2 separate regions of the Homo sapiens genome follow, and region 1 is linked to region 2. The links are chromatin contacts, found by Hi-C or POLR2A ChIA-PET in ENCODE. All regions are on one chromosome and are shown on one strand. Each heading gives the region's core, a stretch centred on a gene start or an enhancer-like site at or near the end of the contact. The rest is flanking DNA. Distances are from core to core; before and after follow the strand shown. Region 1 overlaps CDH23 (cadherin related 23). Region 2 overlaps CDH23 (cadherin related 23).

Region 1 (4,388 bases), core at 957-3,456, 53 kb before region 2:
GGTAGCTGCTTCCAAGTGATCCTGGTCAGGGCATGGGCAATGGTTTTGGGTCTCTTGACCCACTCTCTGGTCACAGGGCAGGTTGGGAGTACAGGAGAGGGTGGAGGGCTGTGACCTCTCCTGCAGGCTCCCTGCTGGGCGATTTTGTAGAATCTCACCACTTTCCCCTCATTTATTTCCCATTTCACGCCCGTCATTTTTCTCCTAGCCTGATGGGGAATAATTCTCTCCTTCTCCCCTCTCCTTTATTTTGCTGGAGGGCTTTGAAAGGCTCTAAATCAATGCCCATCAGCCAGGTCCTTGAAGGCAGCTGCAGGAGCCAGGAAGAAGAGTGGGACCAAAATCTCCCTTGCAGACAGAGAGACGGCCACTCCGCCAGCGCACACCAGTGCAGGTGGACATCCTCAGTGCCTGCATGCCAGGCCATACCCAGTGCATGCAGATGCACACACTGCACCAATTCCAAATGCACCCAAATGAAGCCACATGTGGGAAGACACTTGTCTGCATGCAAGCTCTGAAAATCACTGGGGTTGCCTTGTGCCTCCGACTCCAGGTGCTGTGGCCCATGCCATGTCTAGAGAGGGCTCTTGAGAGAGTCTTGGGCCATACGCCCTAGTCTACCTCCGACAAGGAAGACCCAGCCACCTCCTGGCTGAGCTAGGGGGTAGGGGAAAGGAAAGGTAAGATATTCACCAGCTGTATCAGTCCTCAACAACACATATTTTGAAATATTTTGAACACCTACAATGTGCCTGGAACTGTGCTAGGCAGTATGGTTTGACAGTGAACAAGACAAGTGCGATTCCAGCAAAGGAAGCAGATGATGGTAATGATAGTGATGATGGTGACAGCTACCATTTACCGACCACTCCCCATGTGCCAGTGCTTCCTATGTCTTGGCTCAGTAAGCGCTGATCACAGTTCTATCGGGTGGGGACTCTTACTAGCCCTATTTTTTAGATGAGAAGAACTGGAGCACAGAGAGGTTAAGCAACTTGCCCAAGGTCACACAGCTGGTAAGTGGTGTAGCTAGAGTGAGAACTTGGGCATTTTGGTACCAGAGGCTGCCTGCTTAATCACTAAACCACGTGCCTCTTAATAAGCAAATAGCCTACAAAACAAATAAGCACAGATTGTGGGTCCAGCTCTGCAGGAAACAGAATTTGGAGAGGGGTCAGAGCTACTTTAGACAGTAGTCAGGCAGGGCCTCTCTAAGACAGCTGACGTTTTAAGCTGGGACAGATGAAACAGAATGAGCTACCTATGAAAAGAGCAGGGGTCAGGGAGGAAAGGGCTCGTGCAAAGGCTCTGAGCTGGGGGAGAGTTGAGTGGGTGCAGGGAAACGAAAGGCCTGTGTGTTGGGGATGGGTGGTGGTTGTGGGCGTGGGTGTGTGCGGTGGGTGTGGGAAGGGTGGGGTGGGAGATGAGTCAGGTGGTGGGCCAGCCCCTGTTCAAATATCACCTCCTCCTTCTGTCACCTGAAACTCTGTTAGCTATTCCCTCTGTAGCCACCTCACCTCACACTTTGGCCACAGACCCTACCTCAACCTGGGGCACTGTGAGGCCCTAGAAGTCTCCAGGGGGTCCTCTCCAAGGTAATGAGACATACCCATGTATATACATATGTATGCATATATACATTTTATGGCTATAAAATTGGAAATAATTTTTATAACTTCCTTTTCAAAATATTTGGCTATGACAAACTTGACTAACATATAAGCTTCTTGATTTCTGATTTCCTGGCAATCATCATACGTAACTGGGAATTCCAGAAAATTCTGGAAAATTTTCAAGAATTCTAGAAAAATCTAACCTCCAATTTGTCCTCGAATGTAATGAAATTTTCACAAACACTAAATTTCATAGTTACTAAAGCTGCCATCTTTCATCTGATAGATGTTTCATATAACAAGTTTTAATTTTGATTTTGCCCTTTTATCTTTGAACTTTCAGGTCATCACATTTATTTTTCAGGTCTCAAATACTACCCTGGGGCACCAAAAATCTCCAGCCTGTGCCCACCTGACGCCAGCGGTGGAACAGCCACACCCGCTCTGTACTACAGATAGGGATGATGCGGCTGACTCCTCAGGGGTGACAATGGGGCAGACCCTGCGGGTTTTGTAGGTCTGGCAAGGGCTCTGGCTTTTGCACAGGGTGAGATGGGAACCACTGGGGTTTGAATAGAAGAGTGACATGACACTCCCCAAAGGCAGGCAGGGCGGGAGCTTCCTTTTTTTTTTTGAGACAGGGTCTCACTCTGTCACTCAGGCTGGAGTGCAGTGGTGTGATCTTGGCTCACTGCAGCTTCTATCATCCAGGCTCAAAAATCATCTTGCCTTAGCCTCCTGAGTATCTGGGACCACAGGTGTGCACCACCACACCTGGCTACTTAAAAAAAATTTTATAAAGGGGGTGGGGATCTTACTATGTTGCCCATACTGGTCTCAAACTCCTGGGCTCAAGCGATCTGCCTGCCTTGGCCTCCCAAAGTGCTGAGATTACAGGCGTGAGCCACTGCACCTGGCCTGGTGTTGCTTCCTGTACCCTCAGCCTGACAAGCGTGGGGCCTGGCATGCAGTAGGCATTCCCTGATAGCTCGTGGATTTCCTGGAAAGTGAGGAGGCACTGGGCAGCAGGTCCTTGGTCCATTGTCCATGCCTGCTCATGGCTCAGAAGGACATGTGGAGGGCAGGAGACCTGGTGAAGGGCGGGGGGACCAAAGCTTGCAGATGCCCAAGACTGTGTGCAGTCCTCACCTGGCACACCCACGCCTTGTCTGCCGGGTGTACTATTTGATAACGGCAATCCAGGCTGGTGTCCTGTGCAGCCCCCTTTTCCCAGAGCAACCTTCCTCACCTGCCCCTCAATCCCCTTTGGGAGGAATTTCCCAAAAACCTAAGGGAAAGGTGAGGGTTGACCAGAAGGTGTTCAGAGGTGAGATCCAGCCCCAGCTCTTGGAATCCCTGGCTGGGGTGGGGAGGAGGTTACCCTGGGCCAGTGCAGTGCCCACAAGGCGGCAGCAGAGAGCACCCACCAAAGAGCCTAGAGAGCTGTGTCAAAGGGCGAGGGTCCTGGTTTCTAAACCTGGCCCTGGGCTGGAAGGAATTCCTCTACGGGGCTTTGAAAAAAATCGCAGATTCCAGATCCCTCACCTCTGCCCTATTCCACTGTGCCTATTCCAGTGCCAGAGCCATACTTGGCAGTGGCTCTGGATGGGAGAGGAGGTCAACCTGGAAGGAAGGACAAAGAGGGAGGGAAGGATTGGCCGTCATGCCTATCTTCCTTTCCACATTGTTCACTGACTGGCTGTCAGCTGGTGTGTGGGTGCCCCCTCCCAGAGGAATAAGGACTGGGCCAGGTGGTTTCTAATCCCTTGTCTCCAAGTCAGACAGACCAGGGTTCGAGTCCTGACCGCACCCTTTACTAGCTTTGGGACCTTGGGCAAGCCTTTAAGCTCTAAGTCTGTCTCCTCCACAGTGCAGTGGCAACGGAATCCCTCTGCCTTGTGAGATTACAGTGAGGAGGAGAGAGTTCCTGAGAAGCCCTCAGGGGAGGCTCAGAGCACATCCCAGGTGTTCAGTCAATTGCCAGGATTCATGTCCCCCACAGGGCTGGGTGGGTGGCAGTGGGGATGTTCATGTGGGGACAAGCCTCCTCAAGTAAGGCCACGTGGTGTACAGGGTGGGGGAGGAGAAGGCTGAAAAATGTGGACCTCCCAGCAGAGCAGATGGTGTGGGGGTGGGACCTGGGCTTCCTCAGTTTCCCCAGGATTCTGGTCTCCGCTGGAGATGCCCTGGCTTTGACCGTGTCTCCCCTCTGCACCCTGAATTGTGCACATTCCTGCACATGAGCACACAACACACACAGGGGCCTGTGCAAACCTGGCAAACCTGTGCCAGAAAATTCCTGAGGTGAACAAAACCCCTGCTGGGCAGCCGTGGGGGCCAGCCCGTGGGGGAGGTGACCCAGATGGATGACTGCAGGGGCACAGCAGTGAAAGACAGGTGCTGGGGTGGAGCTGGGGCTTGTGCAGTGTAGGGGTGGGAGCTCTCCAGAGGGGGTGGCCAGAGTCCTGGGCTCTAAGGGCACGTGTGGCTCACAAGCGGAACCGGCCAGAGCTCCCCTGCCACTGTCCCTGGGCTGCCTGAAGCTCCCTTTGACAAAGCCTGAGGCCTACTGACACTGGAGGCCGGATGAGGGCTTTCCCTTGACCTCTGACTGCCTTTCACCATGCAGGAGAACCGCTAGAACTCTATTGCAAGAGCCAGCTCAGAGGGACACAGAGTCCACCAGCCCCATAGGGGAAGGCCCCCTGGAATCGCAGTGGGAGGGGCACAGACCCCTGGGAAGGGCCGCCTGGCAGTTCTGCTGCTCTGCCA
Region 2 (4,553 bases), core at 1-2,500:
CTAGGCCCTCTGGAAACCTCCTCTGGCTCTCTTTTCCTTCCTTGTGCTGTCGGATGCCCACAGTGTCCCCTTCAGGTGGTTTGGTTCACTCTCCATTTCCTGCTCCCTTTCTCTGTCCCAGTGACCCCAGCTGCGGAGGGACCGGCCAGCTGCAAGACCCAGCGGGGAGACAGAGGAAGGAGGAGGAGAGAGGATGTGAGGGGAGTGGAGAGAAGAGAAGCAGTTAAGCGGCCATGACAGGCTTGGCCAGGAGAGGACACAAGGGATGCAGATGCTGTTCTTCCCCTCCTCCTCTGGAACGTGTCCAGCAGGGAGAACACTGGTTTGCTGACATGTGAAATGGGAATAACCCAGAGACTGAGTGGCAATGTGAATGGCCAGGGATCCCACACTGTTGCCAGTCCCGGGGGGCCCAGGATCCCAGACTGAGCACAGGGTGGCCACCCCATCACAGGTTCTGCTGTGTCCCAGAGGCCCAAGCCCATCATTTCAGGGAGGTGGGTGCCTCACTCAAGTTCAGGCATTTCTGATTATTCTAACCAGGGCTGTGGCTCACAGAGCCCCTCAGATGCTACCTGACTCTCCTCACAGAAAGCATGTGATGTGACTGAAGTCTCCAGATCATGGGGAGGAGACATGGCTGAAGGTGGGAGATTCAGCTTACTGACTCCCTGAGGTCTGGCCTGCTCAGAAAGTGATTCTACTTCCTCTTCCTGCCTGCACTTGGGGCAAGGGGATCACCTGCGCCCCCAGACTCCCCTCCAACTGGGCAGGCGGCCTGTGATGTGTAAGAGCCTCCTTCTGACCTCTCTTGCAGGTGCCCAGTAGGTCACTGACCTTGGCTTTCAGTCCAGAGGCAGAGGCTCTGGCTTATGGTGCAGAGCCCACCCCTAGCCCAGTGGCCAGCTTGGCACATGGGCCCTTTTCTCTTGAACCAGTGGCTGGCAAGGGAAGCCCACCCTCACATCTTGGTTGCTTAGGGTATGTTGTGGGACTCCTCTTAGAAACCTGTTCCTGGTGAGAGGGTGGCTGCGAGGTCACCCTGGCCCCAAAGACTCTCCGTGGTCTAAGGGGATAGTCCCTGCAAGGCTGGTTCCCATCCCGCTCAGGGCAGAGGGGGAATGATCAGGAAGTGATACCCCCAGTGAAGCCTGAGAGTTCACAAGATTCATGGGCCCCTGGGGCTGCCCCCTAAATGCTCAAAGGCACTTGTGGAATGAATGCATGCTAACGTTTACCCATCAGTCTCTTGGGTTTTTCCCATTTTAGCAAACTGGCAAATACACTTGCTGCATTTAGACTTTTCTTAAAGCCTGGAGACAGGCCTGTGCCCTGTTACTGGCACAGAGGTTTGGATGGAGAGGTGGAAGCTGAGCTCCCTAAGCCCTCTCTTGCCAATTCTGGGGTCCAGGCAAGCCGCGGGGCTCCAGAGCCCCAGCCCAAAGTGGCTCCCCAGGGGATGTGGGGGCAAGGCTCCTCTGGGCCTGTCAGGCTGTGGAGGTTGCAGCGCTCCCTGGTGTGGAATGCGTCCCGTCACATGGAAGGGACCAATTAAATGCCCGAAGGGGCACTAATAGCTGAAGCCAGTGGGGTGTGACAGTTTGAACAGGTGACACCAACTCCTCTCCTTCCCCTGAACCTTTGGTCCCTCAACCACAGGAGCTGGGGGCCTGAGAGGGTGGGGGAGGGCTGAGCTGTGCCCTTTTCAAAGCCCCTCCCCACTGTGCCCACCACAAGCCCTCCCCAAGCCCAACCCCTGCCCTTCAGAGGCTCACTTACCAAATTCTGTCAATGGGAGTCGGTCAGTCAAAGGATATGGAGACAGACAGAAGGAGCCGGAGAGGTATGGAGAGGAGGAAGGAACCAGAGAGAAAAGACAGTGAGACCCTGGGTCATGGGAGGGACCCCAGGATCACACCCTAGAGGAGCAGCTGTCCCCAGCCTCTGATGGGCCATAGCTTCTGGGGTCTGGAGGAGGCGTATTGTGTGAGTGTGCACACATGTGTGCTGGACAGTGAAGAAGAGGGACAAGCATGGGACCCAGAAGAGGCTCAACGGCATGAAGGGTGAGGAGGTGAGGGGGGGGCAAGGGCTCCTGTCTCCCTGATCTCTGTCCACTCTCACCCAGAAGGCCTCAGTGTAGGCTGGGATGGGAGGGGCCATCCCTACATCCTACATCCCTGGAGCCTGGATAAAATCCCTGCAGGAAACAACCCCAAACACCCCCATGTTTTTATTTTCCTAACATAAAAAATGTCAGAGACATGATGAGCAGAGACATGGCAAATTTTCCAGAAGTTAAAAAGTGTAAGGGGAACACACGCCTCTCCCTCTCCCCCTGAGCCCAGGTACTGACAAACCTCCCAGGGCAGCCACCACACCCCATTCCTGGGTCTCTTTCCCCAGGAAATCCATGCCTATATGACCATTATGGGTACATGCCACCCTGCTGTGACACTAACAGCATGCTATGCACATTGCTCTGTGTCCAGTCTTTTCACTTAGAACTACATCTTGGTGATTGGTCCATAACTGTGCATATAGATGATGATGCGAACGAGGACACTAACAACCTAGCACCTACTCTTGGTCAGGCACTATTCTAAACACTTTGTAAGTACCAAGTATTTGCTTTGTTTTCCTTAATGGCTGCAGAGCACTTGCATCACTGGGTTACAGTTCCCTCTGTGATTATTCTGGAATGTCAGCAGCCCCTTGAGGCTGTAGACCATGCCTCAGGTGGTGAAGATTCCCCAGCAGACCATGACACACAGTGGGTGCTCAGGGAGTGCCTGGGCTTCAGCAGCTCTTCCTTGTGTGTTACTGCTACTCCTCCCACGGGCCCCTCCAGCCCCTCCAGTGGAATTGAGTTCAGAGAGGTTGACTGAGCAGCCCATGGTTGCATAGGGAGCTGGTGGCAGAGTGGGGGATAAGAGGCCGGGCCCAGGCCGGGTGCGGTGGCTCATGCCTGTAATCCCAGCACGTCGGGAAGCGGAGGTGGGTGGATCACTTGAGGTCAGGAGTTCGAGACCAGCCTGGCCAACATGGTGAAACCCCGTCTTTACAAAAATACAAAAAAATTAGCTGGGCATGTTGATGCACGCCTGTAATCCCAGCTACTCGGGAGGCTGAGACAGGAGAATTGCTTGAAGCCGGGAGGCGGAGGTTGGAGTGAGACGAGATCATGCCATTGCACTCCAGTCTGGGCGACAGAGTGAGACATCATCTCAAAAAAAAAAAAAAAAAAAAAAAGAGGCCGGGCCAGCTTCTGGGCCAATGCACCTTCCCACAACCCTGTGCTGCTGCCCCAGCCAAGGAAGTGGAGCTCATGTCTGATGCGGGCATTCCCCATTGGCAGCACGAGTCCACAGTGTGAAATGCATTGGCCTTGCAGTCAGCAATGTTAGTTACCAGAACAAACTGAGATGTACCATCTGAGCGCTCCAGGGCCCAGTCTAAGGGGAGGACAAGCAGAGGAGGTTGCCCCAAGAAGGGGAGTTCTGAGCTGGTGTTAGGAATGAAGGAAGGTATTATTATTATTATTATTATTTAGATGGAAGCTTGCTCTGTTGCCCAGGCCAGAGTGCAGTGGTACAATCTTGGCTCACTGCAACCTCTACTTCCCAGGTTCAAGCGATTCTCACACCTCAGGCTCCCGAGTAGTTGGGACTACAGGTGCACACCACCATGCCCGGCTAATTTTTGTATTTTGTTTTTGTTTTTTGTTTTTGGTAGAGACGGGTTTTCGCCTGTTGGCCAGGCTGGTCTCAAACTCCTGACCTCAAATGATCCACCCTCCTTAGCCTCCCAAAATGCTGGGATTACAGGCATGAGCCACTGTGTCTGGTCAGAAGGTATTATTTTTGGACTCTTTTGGACTGGCAGAAAAGGGATTTCGGGTGGAGGAAGTAGCTTTAAACACAGAGTTCTTGATCCTTAGATCCTTAGCGTGTCTCAGAATCACCTGCAGATTGCTCCCCGATTCTTCTCCCTCCCCCAGGAATTCCTGATTCTGTAGGCCTGGGTTGAGGCCTGTAACTTTGCATTTCTAACCAAGTTCCAGGCGACGCTGATCCTGATCTGAAGCCACCTTTTGAGGAGCACTGTCCTAAGCAAAGGCACGGAGTGTGGAGAAGAATCATCAATGACTTATTATTTGCAAAGGGTCCATGTCGAGAAGCTTGGAGTCCCAGGCAGATGCCATCCTGAGGATGGCATTATTTCCATGAGCGAGACGGAGCCACTCTGAGCTCTGCAGCAGGGGAGAGGGAGGTGGCCTTGCAGCCACGTGCGAATCACACCGGTGCTGCCCTCCTCTCCCTAGATACACAACAGAATCACCAGTGGCGTTCTAAAAAGAAATGCAGATGCCCAGAGCCAGTGTGTCATCATCTCTGGGGGCTGGGAAAAGCTACATTTCTCTCGTGCTCCCCAGGGAACCACACTGCATAGCCAGGGTTGGGAAGACATCACTGCGGCAGGGAGAGTAGCTTGGAGGCACCTATAGGAGTCGAGAAAAAGGTGAGCAGTTGGAGAGGCAAAGAGGGGTAGTT

The links. A loop is a pair of places that touch in the nucleus more often than their neighbours do. ChIA-PET counts read pairs that join two places held with the same protein, here RNA polymerase II (POLR2A). Pooled maps may share reads with other maps.
Region 1: a loop to region 2 is called in a map of GM12878, with 2.5 times the contacts of the local background. The contact joins two enhancer-like sites. A Hi-C loop is called at or near these places in 5 of 168 maps with a recorded cell type or tissue (B cell, CD14-positive monocyte, GM12878 and 2 more), 12 of 37 single-sample maps with no recorded cell type and 6 of 50 pooled maps. POLR2A ChIA-PET finds 5 or more read pairs at or near these places in 5 of 52 experiments (H1, MCF 10A, OCI-LY7 and 2 more).

Annotation. Positions count from the first base shown.
Region 1 is chr10:71,695,534-71,699,921 of GRCh38, reverse strand. The region is part of intron 22 of CDH23 (cadherin related 23); the gene reads right to left. Among named protein-coding and RNA genes, the nearest start is that of C10orf105, 22 kb to the left of the region's middle. Within about 2 kb of position 2,206, at least 3 of the 41 ENCODE cell types and tissues checked have a DNase peak (open chromatin) inside an H3K27ac peak, as active enhancers do.
Region 2 is chr10:71,641,093-71,645,645 of GRCh38, reverse strand. CDH23 (cadherin related 23) reads right to left here. Exons shown (of 70, transcript NM_022124.6): 12 at 1,780-1,785. Among named protein-coding and RNA genes, the nearest start is that of C10orf105, 76 kb to the left of the region's middle. RefSeq lists enhancers at 793-842, 1,283-1,482, 2,284-2,928. Within about 2 kb of position 1,250, at least 2 of the 41 ENCODE cell types and tissues checked have a DNase peak (open chromatin) inside an H3K27ac peak, as active enhancers do.